Linked DNA regions of Homo sapiens: all the other regions are linked to region 1. Evidence: chromatin contacts called from ENCODE Hi-C or POLR2A ChIA-PET data. All regions are on one chromosome and are shown on one strand. The core of a region is the stretch at or near the end of the contact, and the rest is flanking DNA. Distances in the headings are between cores, read along the strand shown. Region 1 overlaps ATP6V0E1 (ATPase H+ transporting V0 subunit e1). Region 2 has its middle 30 kb from the start of LINC01485. Region 3 overlaps UBTD2 (ubiquitin domain containing 2). Region 4 has its middle 32 kb from the start of UBTD2.

Region 1 (3,898 bases), core at 1,322-3,821:
ATTTCTATGAAAAATTTAAAAATTAGCTGGGCATGATGGCGTGGGCCTATAGTCCCAGCTACTTGGGAGGCTGAGGCAGGAAGATTGCTTGAGTCCAGAAGGTCGAGGCTGCAGTGAGCTGTGTTTGTGGCCACTACACTCCAGGGCAGGTGAGAGAGCGAGACTGTCTGAAAAAAATATTATTTATTGATTAGAGACAGGGTCAGGCTCTGTCACCTAGGCTGGGGTGCAGAATGGCATGATCATAGCTCACTGTAACCTCAAACTCCTGAGCTCTAGTGATCCTCCCACCTCAGCTTCTGGAGTAGCTGGGACTACTGGTGTGTGTCATCGTGCTGTAGAGAGTCTCGCTATGTTGCCCAGGCTGGCCTCAGGTGATCTTCCCGCCTTGGCGTCCCAAAGTGCTGGGATTACAGGTGTGAGCCACCACGCCTGGCCTAAATTTATAATCTGCCTGGTACTGATACTTGTACAAAGAGGCTGTTCTGCTGGCCTAAGGAAGAGAACAGAAAATTATCCCTAGATTAAGTGAAAGATATTATGAGGCTTTCACACTACTACAAGAAACAAGTAGCTCTGGTAATTACCACTCCTTGGCCTGATGTTGTTTTCCTAGTACATTGTAAATATAGTCTGTTTAGGGCATGATGGCTCATGCCTGTAATCCCAGCACTTTGGGAGGCGAGGATGGGCACAACGCTTGAGCCCAGGAGTTAGAGCCCAACCTGGGCAGCATGGTGAAACCCTGTCTCTACAAAAAAATATAAAAATTAGCCGAATGTGTTGGCGTGCACCTGTAGTTCCAGCTACTTGGGAGGCTGAGATGGGAGGATCATTTGGGCTCAGGAGATTGAGACTGCAGTGAGCCGAGATCACGCCACTGCACTCCAGCCTGGATGGCAGAGCAAGACCCTGTGTCCGAAAAAAACAAAAATAAAACAAAACAAAAAAAAAGATGGTGTTGAATTTAAGCTGCTAGAAAAAGAAAAGTGTCATTTGTCACCTACACTCGAGATAGCCAGAACGGGGAGCAAGCTACAGGGCAGCCTCCAGTACAAGACCAATGCAAGGAGCCCGCTCCCCAGGAGCCTGGCCCCAGAGCAGAGTTCGCCATGCCTGCGGAACCTCCCCTCCATGCTATAAGAGGGAAGGGAAAAATACAGACTCTTGAAACTGCGGTGAATTCATTAGATTCCAGCACAATCAATCTCAGTCAGCTTCATTCTTCCTGCTTTCTGTAACATAGAGTGTTACTTGTGCTCCTCATTTCAGCAGTGTCCTTGGTTACTGGACCTTTTGCCACAGCCCTGCAAAACCTGGCCAAACTTGCACCAAGTTGATTATCCTGTGTTTCATATTTTGTTGAGCATCTGTGCATTTTAAAGTGTTGGCTTGGTTAACTTTCTCGATGTTAACTTTTTGCCTTCCTGAGGAATGTATGAGGACCAGTTACCAGAATGGTTTTGTTTTGCAGGTCACGAGAAGAGAATGCCTTCTAGATGCAAAATCACCTCCAAACCAGACCACTTTTCTTGACTTGCCTGTTTTGGCCATTAGCTGCCTTAAACGTTAACAGCACATTTGAATGCCTTATTCTACAATGCAGCGTGTTTTCCTTTGCCTTTTTTGCACTTTGGTGAATTACGTGCCTCCATAACCTGAACTGTGCCGACTCCACAAAACGATTATGTACTCTTCTGAGATAGAAGATGCTGTTCTTCTGAGAGATACGTTACTCTCTCCTTGGAATCTGTGGATTTGAAGATGGCTCCTGCCTTCTCACGTGGGAATCAGTGAAGTGTTTAGAAACTGCTGCAAGACAAACAAGACTCCAGTGGGGTGGTCAGTAGGAGAGCACGTTCAGAGGGAAGAGCCATCTCAACAGAATCGCACCAAACTATACTTTCAGGATGAATTTCTTCTTTCTGCCATCTTTTGGAATAAATATTTTCCTCCTTTCTATGGAAATCTGGGCTCGGTGTTTGTAAAGTTCATTTTTATAAGCTTTTCTATCGCTACATAATGCCTTTTTAAAAAATGATTTTGTAGTCTAAACTTAGGTTGAGTATATAAACCCTGCCATGTAGCTTGAGATGCCTGAAAAGACTGGTAAGTGCGTTTCTTAATCGTTCAGTAACTATTTGAGTGCCTACTGCAGCCAAGGCACTGGAGGGATCAAAGATGTGTAAATTTGGAGTCCCTGCAAGTTCACAAGCTATTTGGAGAGATAAGGTTAGTATACATAGAACTGTAATATAAGGTTGTGTTGGAGCATTGTCCTTAAAGATGGTACCATGGTGAGCAGTTCAAGGTTACCTGCCAGCTGCAGAACAAGGCAGCAAATGCTCCTGAGATGGAACCATCACAGCCTCAGACATAGGACTAAAGAAGTCAAGAGTGATTAAAAAGCCAGGGGCAGGAGACAGTAATTTTGTATTTCAGTAGCAGGCATCTCGATACACTAATTTGAGAGCTTTATTACTTTTAAGAAATTAAAAATTAAAATGAACCTAAATTTTCACCAGCTCATGGCTTTTTGACAGCCAGCCAAGAATGGATTTCCTGTTTTGCAGTTTCTACTTTCTATTCCTCCCAAACTGTCTGAACTCATTACTTTGCTATTCTTATGACCAAAGTGAGTTTCAAGTTGAAGTGACTCTCCTGCTCTCGTTTCTTTTCATTCTTTACTTTTGTTTTGCGCAGTCTGTTAGGCAACTCCATGCTTTACGTTTCCAGCAGGAGGGCCACATTAGCTAATTTCATGGAATACATGAAACATTGATGATTTGAAGTTGAAGGGGGCTATGGTGATATAGGCTAACCCCATCATTTTATGGATAAGGAAGCTGAGCCCAGACAGGGAGAATTTCTCGCCCAGCTTAATGCAGTTGGTCAGAGCTAGACAGGGGAGTAAGATCCATGTTTTCTTTCTTTTTTTCTTGAGACAGAGTCTCACTCTGTCGCCCAGGCTGGAGTGCAGTGGTGCGATCTCAGCTCACTGCAACCTCTGCCTCCCGGGTTCAAGCAATTCTCCTGCCTCAGCCTCCTGAGTAGCTGAGATTACAGGCACCTGCCACCGCGCCCGACTAATTTTTGTATTTTTAGTAGAGACAGGGTTTCACCATGTTGGTCAGGCTGGTCTCCTGACCTCGTGATCCGCCCACCTTGGTCTCCGAAAGTGCTGGGATTACAGGTGTGAGCCACCGCGCCCTGCCATCATACTATTGTTGAAATGTGGGAATGACGAAATCAGCTCAGGTTTTATGAGAGGAAACTCGGTAAATTCCCTTTGCTCAGGAAGTCACTTCACCCTTGAGCCCTAGTTGTTTCATTTATTAAATTCTTGAGAAGGTTCAGTGCCATTAATACCTAAACCCAGGCACATGTTCTCTCGTCACCTCACCCTTAATAGCAGAACTGTTTGTTAACAACATGATTAGGCATCGGAGATGGATGTTGGTGAATCATATTTTCCTGACCGTTGCCACACTCCATCCAGTGTTTGTCAGGGCCCAGACTGGAAGGACCTCCATTTAGCCCGTTCAGAGGATACCGAAAATGTTCCTGCGCTCCAGAGCCCTTCCAGGCGAACGTCATGTGGCCTCCTGGGACAATCACTAGATTAGCAGAGGTCCTAGGTTTGCCATCTTACTCCCATCACTCGCTAGCTGTGTAACGGGGCAAATCATTTAATTTCTGACTCTCAGTGTTTTCATCTGTAAAATAGGGATAATGCATACCTTTTCTACTATACGAAGTTGTTACCAAATGAGATTTTGGCGGGGAAGGTGATTTGTGAATTATAATAATACATCAAGAGTATTTTCCAAATAAATGACCAAATCCCCAGGGTACACTGACAGTACTTTTCTATTCAGATAGGACCCAGAGGGACAGC
Region 2 (3,626 bases), core at 1,116-3,615, 790 kb after region 1:
CTTTGGGAAGCCAAGGTGGGTGGATTACAAGGTCAGGAGATCAAGACCATCCTGGGCAACAAGGTGAAACCCCTTCTCTACTAAAAATACAAAAATTAGCCGGGTGTGGTGGCATGCGCCTGTAGTCCCAGCTACTCGAGAGGCTGAGGCAGGAGAATCTCTTGAACCCGGGAGGCGGAGTTTGCAGTGAGCCGAAATTGCACCAGTGCACTCCAGCCTGGCAACAGAGCAAGACTCCATTTCAAAAAAACAATAATAATAAAATGTGGGCTCTGGCAACATACAGCCTGGATCCAAATCCCAGTTTTTCCACTTAGTAGCTGAGTGATATTGGGCAGATCACGTGGCCTTTCTTAATCTCCCTCCTTTATCTCTAAGAACAATCTCTACGATTGTTCTGAGAATTAGATGAGGAAACACCTACAAAACAATTATTATCGCGGCCAGCACATGGCAAAAGCATTGTTTGCTAGCATGGCAAAAAGAAGACAACCATAGTGGAGATGGTGATTGTAGTACACACTCTTAGTCTCCTACAGATTGTCCATTCTCCCCTTTTTCTTGCTCACAGAACCATGCCCAGCTGCAGTGATAAATCACTATGAGTCTGAGCCAATTGTGACAAATATTCTTCCAGCATCCCTTAAGGCCACATGACACAGTTTTGACCAATAGGACTTAAGAGGAAGCCTATTGTGGGGGCTTTGGGAAAGCTTTGCTTACGTGGTGTCTTAGTTCATTTTCTCTTGCTATAACAGAATACCACATACTGAGTAAATTATAAAGAAAAGAAATGTATGTAGCTCACAGTTCTGGAGGATGGGAAGTCCAAGAGCATGGCATGGGCCCTGGGGAGGGCCTTGTTCTGAGTCAAAATGTGGCAGGAGGCATCACATGGAGAGAGGGCAAGAGACTGCGTGTATGTTCAGGTCTCTCTTCCTCTTCTTATAAAGCCACCAGTCCCATCATGGGGGCCCCACCCTAATGACCTTATCTAGTCCTAGTTTCCTCCCAAAAGCCCCGTCTCTAATCAACATATGAATTTAGGGATTAAGTTTCCAGCACATGAAATTTGGAAGACACATTCAAACTATAGCACCCAGCAAAAATAAAAGAAAGAAAGAAAACCTGTCTATAACAACACTTTCCCCACAGCTTCATCCTGCCTTGAACACAGATGTGATGTCTGGTTCTATGAGGGCATCTTGTGATTCTGAGAGACAAGCATGAGGGGAGAGGCCAAGGGAATCAGAGTTACTGGCCCCGGCATTAACAAGCTGCTGAACCAAGGCTATCGTCTGTTCATTCTGGACTTTTTGTTATAAATAAGAATAAACTACTGGGCCTTGTTTTTAGTTACTTGCATCCAAAGGCATTTCTAACAGATATAATGTTTATCTATCTCCAAGGAGCAGAGAAGTCCCAGTGGACTTCCAGGTTGCATGTATATTCTGACCTACAAAACTGTCATATAGAATCACTTCCAGTTTCCCAAAGTGTCACAACATCCATACCCCTAAAAAGTGGGTCCAGGAAAATCATTCCACTTTGCACCATTAGAACTCAGCTGACAAATAAAGTGAGGCCAAGTTATTATCTAAAGCAATAAAATAAAATTTCTGCTTCCAGAGCAATCAATGAGGAAGAAATGGTTACATGAGAAAGGGGAGGGGTTGAGTCATAACCAATACTATCCCGAAAAATCCAAGCACATGTGTTTCCCACTAAGAAATTACCACTATGACTGCCAAATTTCCAATTATTCAATTGACCCCAATTCATCTTAATCCGGACTGTTCTTGGTTTGTTTTGCCTTCCCAAGACCCAAATTAACTATTCTATAAGCTTCTTATGAGTAACGACCAAGTCCTAGTTATCTTTGCAGCTCCAGTGCCTAATATGGGACCTGGCACAGATTAGGAGCTCAATCCAGAATAAATGAATGAACGAATGAGAGATTAGGACAGAATATTTCCAAGCCAAAGACTTCAAGCCATCAGTTGGGCTGAAGTAGAAAAAGAAGCTGCATAGCCAAACAGTTGCAACCATGGGTGCTCCAGTAAAGATAACTCAATTCAAATCCTGTGTCTGCACTGTCATACACCAGCTGTGGGGTCTGTTCGAACCACTGGCCTCCACACCTCAGTTTCCCTTCTGTAACATGGGGCAAGTTATGGCACCCTCATCAGACTGGCTATGAGGGTCATAGTCATTTAGTAAGTGTTCACAGAAAGCACTCAGTGAAAGGCAGGTGGTGGTGGTGTTATTATCACAGTATTTCTATTCTGTGTAGACAGCATCAGGATCACAGGGAGGGCTCGTCAAACACAGAGCTCTGGGCCCCACCCCCAGAGTTTCTGATTCAGTAGGTCTAGGGTGGGGCCTGAGAATTTGCATTTCTAACAGGAACCAGGTGATGCTGCTGTTACTATTCTGGGAACTGCACTTTGAAAACCACTGGCCTAACTTATTGCTGTGAGGTCACAGGCAGGCTGTGCTCGACAGAAGGCAGAAAAGGAGAGTAAAGAGAAGGAAGAAAGGTAACACACACACACACACACACACACACACACACACACACACAAACTCAGAATTTCCAGCACAGAGCTTCCCGGCCTGTGCTACCATGGCTAGATACATGTGCGCCCAGAAATGGATCCCTCATCCCTCAGCAGACGCCTGAAGGTAGTTGTACATGCTGTGCACAAAACGAGGGCATCCAGCTTCAGCTTCAAGAGTAGTGGGACTGAAATCCCCAGACAGGATGCCTTTTCCTAATATGCATAAAGCCTCTGAATGTCCAGCCCTTAAGGGGGGTTTCTTTTGGAACAGTGAAGAAAGTGGGGCGATGGGAACTTGGGGCATCTGGCCTGTTGCCTCTGGCCCCTAACAGGCTCGACTATTTACCCTGGGACACCATACAAGTATGGTCATTTCCTAGATGTACTCTGACCTAAAAAATTTGGTGAATTGCACAGTCCAGTACTGCAGCCACTAGGAACATGCAGCTACTCCAATTTGAGATGGCCCATAAGTTTAAGATATATGCCAGATTGCTAAAATTTAGAACAAAAACAAGAAACTCACTCCTAATTTGTTTTCTGTTGATTACATGTTGAAATGTCAATATTTTACATATATTTAATATGCTACTAAAGGGATTTTACCAGTTTCTTTTTACTTTTTTTTTTTTTTTTGAGATGGAGTCTTGCTCTGTTGCTCAGGCTGGAGTGCAATAGTGTGATCTCGGCTCACTGCAACCTCCGCCTCCCGGGTTCAAGCAATCCTCTTGCCTCATCCTCCTGAGTAGCTGAGATTACAGGCGCGTGCCACCATGCCCAGATAATTTTTGTATTTTTAGTAGAGATGAGGTTTCACCATGTTGGTCAGGCTGGTCTCGAACTCCTGACCTCGTGATCCGCCTGCCGCAGCCTCCCAAAGTGCTAGGATTACAGGTGCGCCTGGCCTCTTTTTACTTTTTTAATGTAGCTGCTAGAAAATGTAAAATTACATACGTGACTTGCATTATATGTATGGACGATGCCACCCTAGGAAGCTGACATTTTCCAGAAATCATCAGTGGCCTGATCTGTCAGCAGGTGTGTGTGTGTGGGTGTGTATGTGTG
Region 3 (4,136 bases), core at 1,415-3,914, 800 kb before region 1:
TACAGAAATAAAAAATGTAAATACAAAATTAACACCTAAATCTCAATGTAGCATGAAAAATTCTATGTTTCTCATCAAGGAGACCAAACAAGAGTATGTACATGGACCAGCATATGTGTATCCCCAGAAACATTCAAAGCTTACAGTTATCCTTAAAAGAGTCACATTCCTACGCAAAAGAGAGAAGTTCCTAAGAATGCTCAGGGCTACAATCATGGAAAACTGTCCTTAAAAACATGCGGGACTCTCTTCTAAGTTTGGGTTTGCTTATTATGCCAAAAATAGGCTTGATGAGAAAGTATAATGACTAAAAGGAGCATCCTCTGAGTCTCTACAGCTTACAAAATCTAAACTGAGACTCTATCTCTAGCGCTGCTAGGAGGAAACCAGTGAAGTGGAAGCTCCAATAGATTGGCAGGGTGATGAGGCTGGTGAGGTGGGGGTGGGAGGGTGGAGGGAAGAGGTCTTCATGGAGGACTAGGTTACACGGAAACTTTTTAGATGATCAAGAGTTCTTTTCTGAAATTAAGATATATTTAAAAAATATATACGTATACACAAACACACAAAGTAAAACCTGTCTCCAGCTGAAAGATGTACAAGAAAAAAAGAGGAATGCTATTCCTTGCTACATTAAAAAAAAAAGTTAGAATAATTCATAGCAAGGAAAAACACTCTCCCATTTGGTTTCTTGCTATCAGAAACAAAGTTGATTATGTTTCCTCTGTCCTTGAGGAACACCAAACCTACCATGTGGTAATGTTATGTTTGCACCATCAATGATTGCTTGTGCCAGTTCATGATCATTGCTCTCAAAAGCATGTGCAGCAGCCTTCAAGGCATCCCAAATCTCTTTCCGGCCTTCAAAAGCTGGTGCTGTATCCCAAAATTCATCCCTCTTGCTGCGTAGTTGTCCATCTGTCATAGGATAATCGCTTTTCCATTTTGGTTTCTCCTTTTTCAAAGGCTGGTTACGACCTAGAGCAACTGAAAAGAAAAATAAAAGACTGAGATCAAACCCAAAATTTATAAAATATGTATCAAAAGTTATCTGGTCATTCCTCTCTTGGATTATTTCATCAAAATCACAGCCAGAAATTTACCTGCTAGCTAATTTGTGCATCCTGAAATTCCTCTAACACATTTTGGAACTACAAAAGTGAATAGAGACATTAGACTGCTCTATGCAAAACAAATTGGTAGCTCTTTTCCACTCAGTACACCCTCCACAGGATCATTAAAAAGAATTACAGGCTGAGTGCAGTAGCTCAACACCTGTAATCCCAGCACTTTGGGAGGCTGAGGTGGAAGGAAGGCTTGAATCCAGGAGTTCGAGACTAGCCTGGGCAACATGGTGAGACCCCCATCTCTACAAAATACACAAAAATTAGCCTGGCATGTTGGCATGTGCCTGTGGTCCCAGCTACTTGGGAGGCTGAGGTGGGAGGATCACTTGAGCCTGGGAGGTTGTGTTTGCAGTGAGCCATGATCATGCCACTGCACTTCAGCCTGGGCGAGAGTGAAACCTCATCTCAAACAAAACAAAACAAAACTAAAGAACCCCAGAGAATTATAGTTGTAATGAATGTACCACTCTGGTGGAGGATGCTGATAATCAGGGAAAGGAGGCTATGTATGTGTAGGCACTGGGAGTACATAGGAAATCTCTGTACCTTCCTCTCAATTCTGTTATGAATCTAAAACTGCTCTAAAAAAATTTTTTTTTAATACAATGAAAGTTTTGTTTTGTTCATTTTAAAAGAACTGCCTAGAAGGTAAGTGTTTCATCAGACTGTAAGAGCAGGATATGAGAGTCAAGAGACACCACGAAAGAGAGGCAAGATACTTGGGGAAGCAAACGGCAATAGTAGCTTGGACACATGAAACCAGGAAGTAGGAACTGAGAAAATCCAAAGAGGTAAAAGATTGCTTTTCAGTGCCCAGAGAAAGAAGAGCCAAACCACCAGAATCATGAACAAACTGATTAGAGGAATGCTTCCTCTAGCATTCTACTCTCTGGACTTTAGTCAAGGAACTGTAAATACCTTTCTCTGGAACTCAAACAGGAACTAATTTACAAAGGGTAGAATCAGTACTTTAGTTTTTTTGAGGAACTGGGAGTAAAAGAGATAATCTTTGATGCTAGGCCAAGGGATTAGCTCCGAACCACAAGGAGCAGAAGAACTATGATACCCTACCCTAGTTTCAACCCAAGAGAAGAAGAAAACAGAGGGCAAGTGGCAGCATCTCCCCTTAGACAATGTTATGTAGTAGTAGCGCTGGAATAAGCCTGATGCAGCATCCTTGCACCCAGATAACCATCTGGTGTATTATCTGTGATCTATTTCCATGGGTCATACTGACCTACAGAGCCATTCTTATTTATGGCTCTGTAAGATTATACAGTGCTATAGATAGGGAATAGTTTGATAGATGGGATAGAAGATAGAAAGAAAATTGAAGCTGGATGAAAAGATAAGAAGAGTGTTGGAAAAGAGTGGGTGGGAAATAAATGACACAGCGAGTGGGAAGGAGAGAGGGTGTGTGTCAAAATTCAATGTTCTATATTTAATTGCAGAAAGAATACCAATTTTAAAGAAATCACTCTCAAACTGGTTCTAAAGCATCCATGAAATTGACTACTCCCTCATTGGCCCAGGGCCAGATGAAATTTGGACTATGCAAAACAGAAAATAAAATGACTCCAGACCCTGGGCTATCTCTACTCTCCAGGCTATATTCTCAATAAAGACTGCCAGGTCAGGTCTCTTCTGTCCTCTCCCCTCAGGGTGGCACACCAAAAGACTAGCTGTTTTCCACTTAAAACACTCAGCATTAACTCAAATACTTTTTGCCCTCTAACTTGTCCTAGTGAAATGCAAAACAGGTGAGTTCTGAAAGGGTGAGGAAGCAGAATAGGAAACCCATCCATTTAGTAGCAGAGCTGGAAACAGAATCCAAGTCTCTTTATTTAATCAACAAATATGTACTGAGTGTCTACTGGGAGTAACACTACAGATGTGCCTATTACATTTAATTCAAATGCGAGAAACACAGTCTATACTAATGATTTTTCCCTACCTCTTCCAAATAATACAGACAATGCAGCTAGAGCATAATTCTCTAGAAGATGTTCAGAATCTGGTCTGATAACCACAACCCACTGATTGCACCAACACGATGGAATGCAAGGTTGATTTTATTTTCTGCTACATTATCATTTAGATGAGTTAGAGACAGTTTACAGACAACACTCAGCTTACTGACCAGGAAGTGGAAGATGGCACAGTAAGCAGGTAGACTCAGTAAGATATTTATCTGAATAAAGTTTTGGGTCTGAGTATTTCTACAGAATTATCTGGCCTCATATGTATTAAATGCATGAGAGATAACTCAGTATAATTTTTCCTGTCATTCTGAGAGAATTACAAAGCATGGACAAAAACAACAAAACCTCTACAGAAGAATCTCAGGACCTAAAACTAAAGCAAATGAAAGGAAGAGGACTTTGAAAAGAGGAAGCCAACAGAAAAACAATCATAATAAGGGTACAAAGTACCTTGGAAAAATTGTAAAACACCTTCCTTACAAATGTGAGGTAGGTTCATTTCACCTCTCTCCGTTTGTACTAAGCATAGATGAACAAAGTCCCACAAAAAGAACAGATGATGCGTTTATGTTGCTTAAGGAAAATCATTCCAAATGCATTTTCTTTAATTTTTAAATTTTATTCATATACTTGAGACAGAGTCTTGCTCTGTCGCCAAGGCTGGAGTGCACTGGTGCAACCCGACTCACTGCAACCTCCGCCTCCTGGGTTCAAGCGATTCTCCTGCCTCAGCCTCTCGAGTAGCTGGGACTACAGGCCCGCGCCACCATGCCCAGCTAATTTTTGTATTTTTAGTAGAGACGGGGTTTCACCATATTGGCCAGGATAGTTTCAATTTCTTGACTTCATGATCCGCCCGCCTCAGCCTCCCAAAGTGCTGGAATTACAGGCATGAGCCACTGCGACAGGCCCCCAATGCATTTTCAAATCTACATGCTGTCAAAAGTTTCACGGTAATTTGTGACATGAAGGAAGATTACTTTTATTTGCCTATTTCTGCCTGTATTATAAACATAATATAGAATAT
Region 4 (4,058 bases), core at 545-3,044, 720 kb before region 1:
ATAACCAATAAATTGTTAATTTGTTTTTTTTTTTTTTTTTTTGAGACGGAGTCTCACTCTGTTGCCTAGACTGGAGTGCAGTGGCACGATCTTGGCTCACTCCAACCTCTGTTTCTCGGGTCCAAGCAATTCTCCTGCCTCAGCCTCCCGAGTAGCTGGGATTACAGGCACCTGCCACCACACCCAGCTAATTTTTGTATTTTTAGTAGAGACAGGGTTTCACCATGTTGGCCAGGCTGGCCTTAAACTCCTGACCTTAAGTGATCCACCTGCCTTGGCCTCCAAAGTGCTGGGATTACAGGTATGAGCCACCATGCCCTGCCAACCAATTGTTTAGAAGAGCCTTTTCTTCTGCCCATGAATTTTGGAGGAAGTAAACTTGCAGCTGCTTGGAGTCCCTAAAAGGGAAAAAATTGGGGCTGCTCTCCAGTTGGCGAGAGCCTACCCAAGCGGGACACTAACATAGAGGAAAATACAGCTGAGAAAGAGGAAGAATCCAACCCCTGAGAAATAATCTGAGCCAAATTCAGCAATGCTTGAATCTACCCCGTGGAATTTTCAGTTTCGTAAGTCAGTAGTTTTAAATTTTATTTCCTGTAAGTCTCAGTTGAGTTTCTCTCACTTGAGGGTAGGAAAGGTTTTATTTGTCTTTGTCTCCCAAGTACTCAGTGTTAACTCATAAAGAAGCATCCTTGTGTGCCATATTAAAAGACTTAGGGCTGGGCGAGGTGGCTCACTCCTGTAATCCCAGCACTGGAGGCTGAGGCAGGCGAATCACTTGAGGTCAGGAGTTTGAGACCAGGCTGTCCAACATGGTGAAACCTTGTCTCTATTAAACATACAAAAATTAGCTGGGTGTGGTGTCAGGTGCCTGTAATCCCTTTTACTCGGAAGGCTTAGACGAGAGAATCGCTTGAACCCCGGGAGGCAGAGGTTGCGGTGAACCAAGATCGCGCTACTGCACTCCAGCCTGGGGGACAGAGTGAGATGCCATCTCAAAAAAAAAAAAAAAAAAAAAAGGCTTAGGCTTGATCCCCGGCAAGTGAGGAGTAACTGAGGAGCTGTAAGCAGCAAAGCTATATGAAGCGTTTCATGCATTGGAGCTATGGGTGGGTAGACCTTTCAAAAGCAAGCAGTGGCGTGAACCTGGGAAGCGGAGCTTGCAGTGAGCTGAGATCGCGTCACTGCACTCCAGCCTGGGCGACAGAGCGAGACTCCGTCTCAGAAAAAAAAAAAAAAAAAGCCAAGCAGTGGCAGACATGAAATCTTTACCTCATAGCCCCACCCAGCTGAAATTACACACCCTCTGACAACAGGAGGCCAGGGACCAAACTGAGTTGTACACTCCCTGTATAGGTATGTAAGAGATAGGGCTTCTGTTCTCCCCATTCCTCCCTCTCACCATACCTGGACTGCTTTTGGAAGGAAACTTCTAGGGGTCCATGAGGCAGGCCTGCACACATTCCAAGCAGGCAGTAAAGCGCATTTCATTCTGCATGGTGTCATCAGGCATTCGTTAAAGGAATATATGACCTGTGGGTGATTAAAATCTAATGAAAACAGGCATTCTCAGAATGACTTCCAGAATCCAGGCAAGAGAGCACTGTTAAATGTCTGGAAATTATTGTACAGTTAAAGCACCCACACTCCCTTCTCTCCCAGACAACCCTGGGTCAGAATTGATCTTCCCTGTCTTTGTTCTTCTACTGTGCTCATAATCTCTCAAGTGCAACACGGATCGTGATATTGTCAGAGGTGTGTGAACCAGAACAACTCTGTCTTGAATAGGAGCTGAGTAAAGTGAGGCTAAGACCTGCTGGGCTTCATTCCCAGACTGTTAAGGCATCCTGAGTCACAGGATGAGATAGGAGGTCAGCACAAACACAGATCATAAAGACCTTGCTGATAAAACAGGTTGCAGTGAAGAAGCCGGCAAAAACCCACCAAAACCAAGAAGGCCACGAGAGTGATCTCTGGTCATCCTCACTACTACACTCCCATCAGCATCATGACAGTATACAAATGCCATGGCAATGTCAGGGAGTTACCCTATATGGTCTAAAAATGGGAGGCATGAATAATCCACTCCTTGTTTAGCATATCATCAGGGAATAGCCATAAAAATGGGCAAACAGCAGCCCTCAGGGCTGCTCTGTCTATAGAGTAGCCATTCGTTCATTCCTTTACTTTCCTAATAAACTTGCTTTCACTCTACTCTGTGGACTTTCCCTGAATTCTTTCTTGCGTGAGATCCGAGAACCCTCTCTTGGGGACCGAGACCCCTCTCTTGGGGACCGAGACCCCTTTCCGGTAACAGCATGACTGTAAAGTGGAGTTGCTTTGTCTATATTCCCTTCTAGAGGTGAACCTTGAGGTCAGGGACAGTCTTACTCATCTTTATGGTCCCCTGCACACCCCCACAATGCCCTTAATACCCAGTTGTTCAATGGACTTGGTGAAATTTGTAATCTCTAAATAGGCCTTGTGAAACCAAACTACATATGGCCTGAGAAGGATTCTGTACGTCTTTATTTGAGTCTTTGTGGACAAACTGCAACCTAACTTAGTAAGTAGACAAGATTGAAAACCTAACTTAGGAGTATGCGCCTGTAACAATAGCTGAGTCCTGGCCAATCCCAGTGGCCATCCTTCAACCACTCATACACTGCTGAGTGTTCAAACTGTGTTCAAATAAGGCAAACGCCAACCTGTAACCAATCCGGCTGTTTCTGTACCTCACTTCTGATTTCTGTATGTCGCTTCCCTTTTTTTGTCTATAAATTTGTTCTGACCATGAGGCATCCCTGGAGTCTCTCTGAATCTACTGTGATTCTGGGGCTGCCTGATTGGTGAATTGTTTTTTGCTCAATTAAACTCTCTTAAATTTAATTCAGCTCAAGTTTTTCCTTTAACAGCCTGACTTTATTTTGTTATATATATATATTTTGAGGTGGAGTTTTGCTTTAGTTGCCCAGGCTGGAGTGCAATGGCGCCATCTCGGCTCACCGCAACCTCCGCCTCCCGAGTTCACGCGATTCTCCAGCCTCAGCCTCCTGAGCAGCTGGGATTACAGGCATACGCCACCATGCCTGGCTGATTTAGTATTTTTAGTAGAGATGGGGTTTCTCCATGTTGGTCAGGCTGGTCTCAAACTCCCAACCTCAGGTGATCTGCCCACCTCGGCCTCCCAAAGAGTTGGGATTATAGGCACAAGCCACGGTGCCCGGCAACAGCCTGGTTAAAAAAAAAAAAAATTGGGCCGGGCATGGTGGCTCACGCCTGTAATCCCAGCACTTTGGGAGGCTGAGGCGGGAGGACCACGAGGTCAGGAGATGGAGACCATCCTGGATAACACGGTGAAACCCCGTCTCTACTAAAAATACAAAAAAAATAGCCGGGCGTGGTGGCAGGCGCCTGTAGTCCCAGCTACTAGGGAGGCTGAGGGAGGAGAATGGCGTGAACCCGGGAGGCGGAGTTTGCAGTAAGCCGAGATCGCGCCACTGCACTCTAGCCTGGGTGACAGAGTGAGACTCCGTCTCAAAAAAAAAAAAAAAAAAAAAAAAAATTGAAAATAAACATGCTCCCTGAATCCATATGTTTATTAAGACTCTTTTGTGGCCAGTGACAGAAACTTAACCCAGTCACTTAAGAAAATCGCTGGTTCATTGATTCACCTTCAGGCACAGCTGGATGCAGAGTTTCAAACAGTGTCACCTACACTCTATTTTTGTTCTGCTTTCCTTTGTATTAGGCTTTGTTCTCCTGCAAGCTCTGCGCTTGAGATGACCAATATGGTTACTAGCATCTGTAGGCTAAATTCAGCCAGCTTGGCAAGTACAGTAGAAAAGAGCTCCCCAAGGTTGGGCGCGGTGGCTCACAGCTGTAATCCCAGCACTTTGGGAGGCGGAGTGGGAGAGAGGTGGTGGATCACCTGAGGTCAGGAGTTCGAGACCAGTCTGGCCAACATGGTGAAACCCCGTCTCTACTAAAAATACAAAAAATTAACCGGTCGTGATGTCTCGCGCCTGTAATCCCAGCTACTTGGGAGGCTGAGGCAG

Evidence for each region. Hi-C counts contacts between places; a loop is a spot of excess contacts on that map. ChIA-PET counts read pairs that join two places held with the same protein, here RNA polymerase II (POLR2A). Pooled maps may share reads with other maps.
Region 2: a loop to region 1 is called in a map with no recorded cell type, with 17 times the contacts of the local background. The contact joins two enhancer-like sites. A Hi-C loop is called at or near these places in 4 of 37 single-sample maps with no recorded cell type and 3 of 50 pooled maps. POLR2A ChIA-PET finds 5 or more read pairs at or near these places in 2 of 52 experiments (H1 and PC-9).
Region 3: a pooled map shows a loop between it and region 1 (4-fold over the local background). The contact joins two enhancer-like sites. A Hi-C loop is called at or near these places in 2 of 50 pooled maps. POLR2A ChIA-PET finds 5 or more read pairs at or near these places in 2 of 52 experiments (GM10248 and activated CD8-positive, alpha-beta memory T cell).
Region 4: a loop to region 1 is called in a pooled map, with 4 times the contacts of the local background. The contact joins two enhancer-like sites. A Hi-C loop is called at or near these places in 2 of 50 pooled maps. POLR2A ChIA-PET finds 5 or more read pairs at or near these places in 2 of 52 experiments (GM12878 and activated T-cell).

What each region holds. Positions count from the first base shown.
Region 1 is chr5:173,032,925-173,036,822 of GRCh38, forward strand. It overlaps ATP6V0E1 (ATPase H+ transporting V0 subunit e1), which reads left to right. Exons shown (of 4, transcript NM_003945.4): 4 at 1,475-2,521. Among named protein-coding and RNA genes, the nearest start is that of SNORA74B, 14 kb to the left of the region's middle. Within about 2 kb of position 2,572, at least 11 of the 41 ENCODE cell types and tissues checked have a DNase peak (open chromatin) inside an H3K27ac peak, as active enhancers do; they include GM12878, where a contact is called at or near this core.
Region 2 is chr5:173,818,891-173,822,516 of GRCh38, forward strand. No RefSeq gene overlaps it. Among named protein-coding and RNA genes, the nearest start is that of LINC01485, 30 kb to the left of the region's middle. RefSeq lists a cis regulatory region at 3,532-3,626. Within about 2 kb of position 2,366, at least 6 of the 41 ENCODE cell types and tissues checked have a DNase peak (open chromatin) inside an H3K27ac peak, as active enhancers do.
Region 3 is chr5:172,233,372-172,237,507 of GRCh38, forward strand. It overlaps UBTD2 (ubiquitin domain containing 2), which reads right to left. Exons shown (of 3, transcript NM_152277.3): 2 at 751-987. Among named protein-coding and RNA genes, the nearest start is that of EFCAB9, 41 kb to the left of the region's middle. RefSeq lists an enhancer at 1,757-1,806. Within about 2 kb of position 2,665, at least 5 of the 41 ENCODE cell types and tissues checked have a DNase peak (open chromatin) inside an H3K27ac peak, as active enhancers do.
Region 4 is chr5:172,313,622-172,317,679 of GRCh38, forward strand. No RefSeq gene overlaps it. Among named protein-coding and RNA genes, the nearest start is that of UBTD2, 32 kb to the left of the region's middle. RefSeq lists enhancers at 2,099-2,188, 2,219-2,308. Within about 2 kb of position 1,795, at least 4 of the 41 ENCODE cell types and tissues checked have a DNase peak (open chromatin) inside an H3K27ac peak, as active enhancers do; they include GM12878, where a contact is called at or near this core.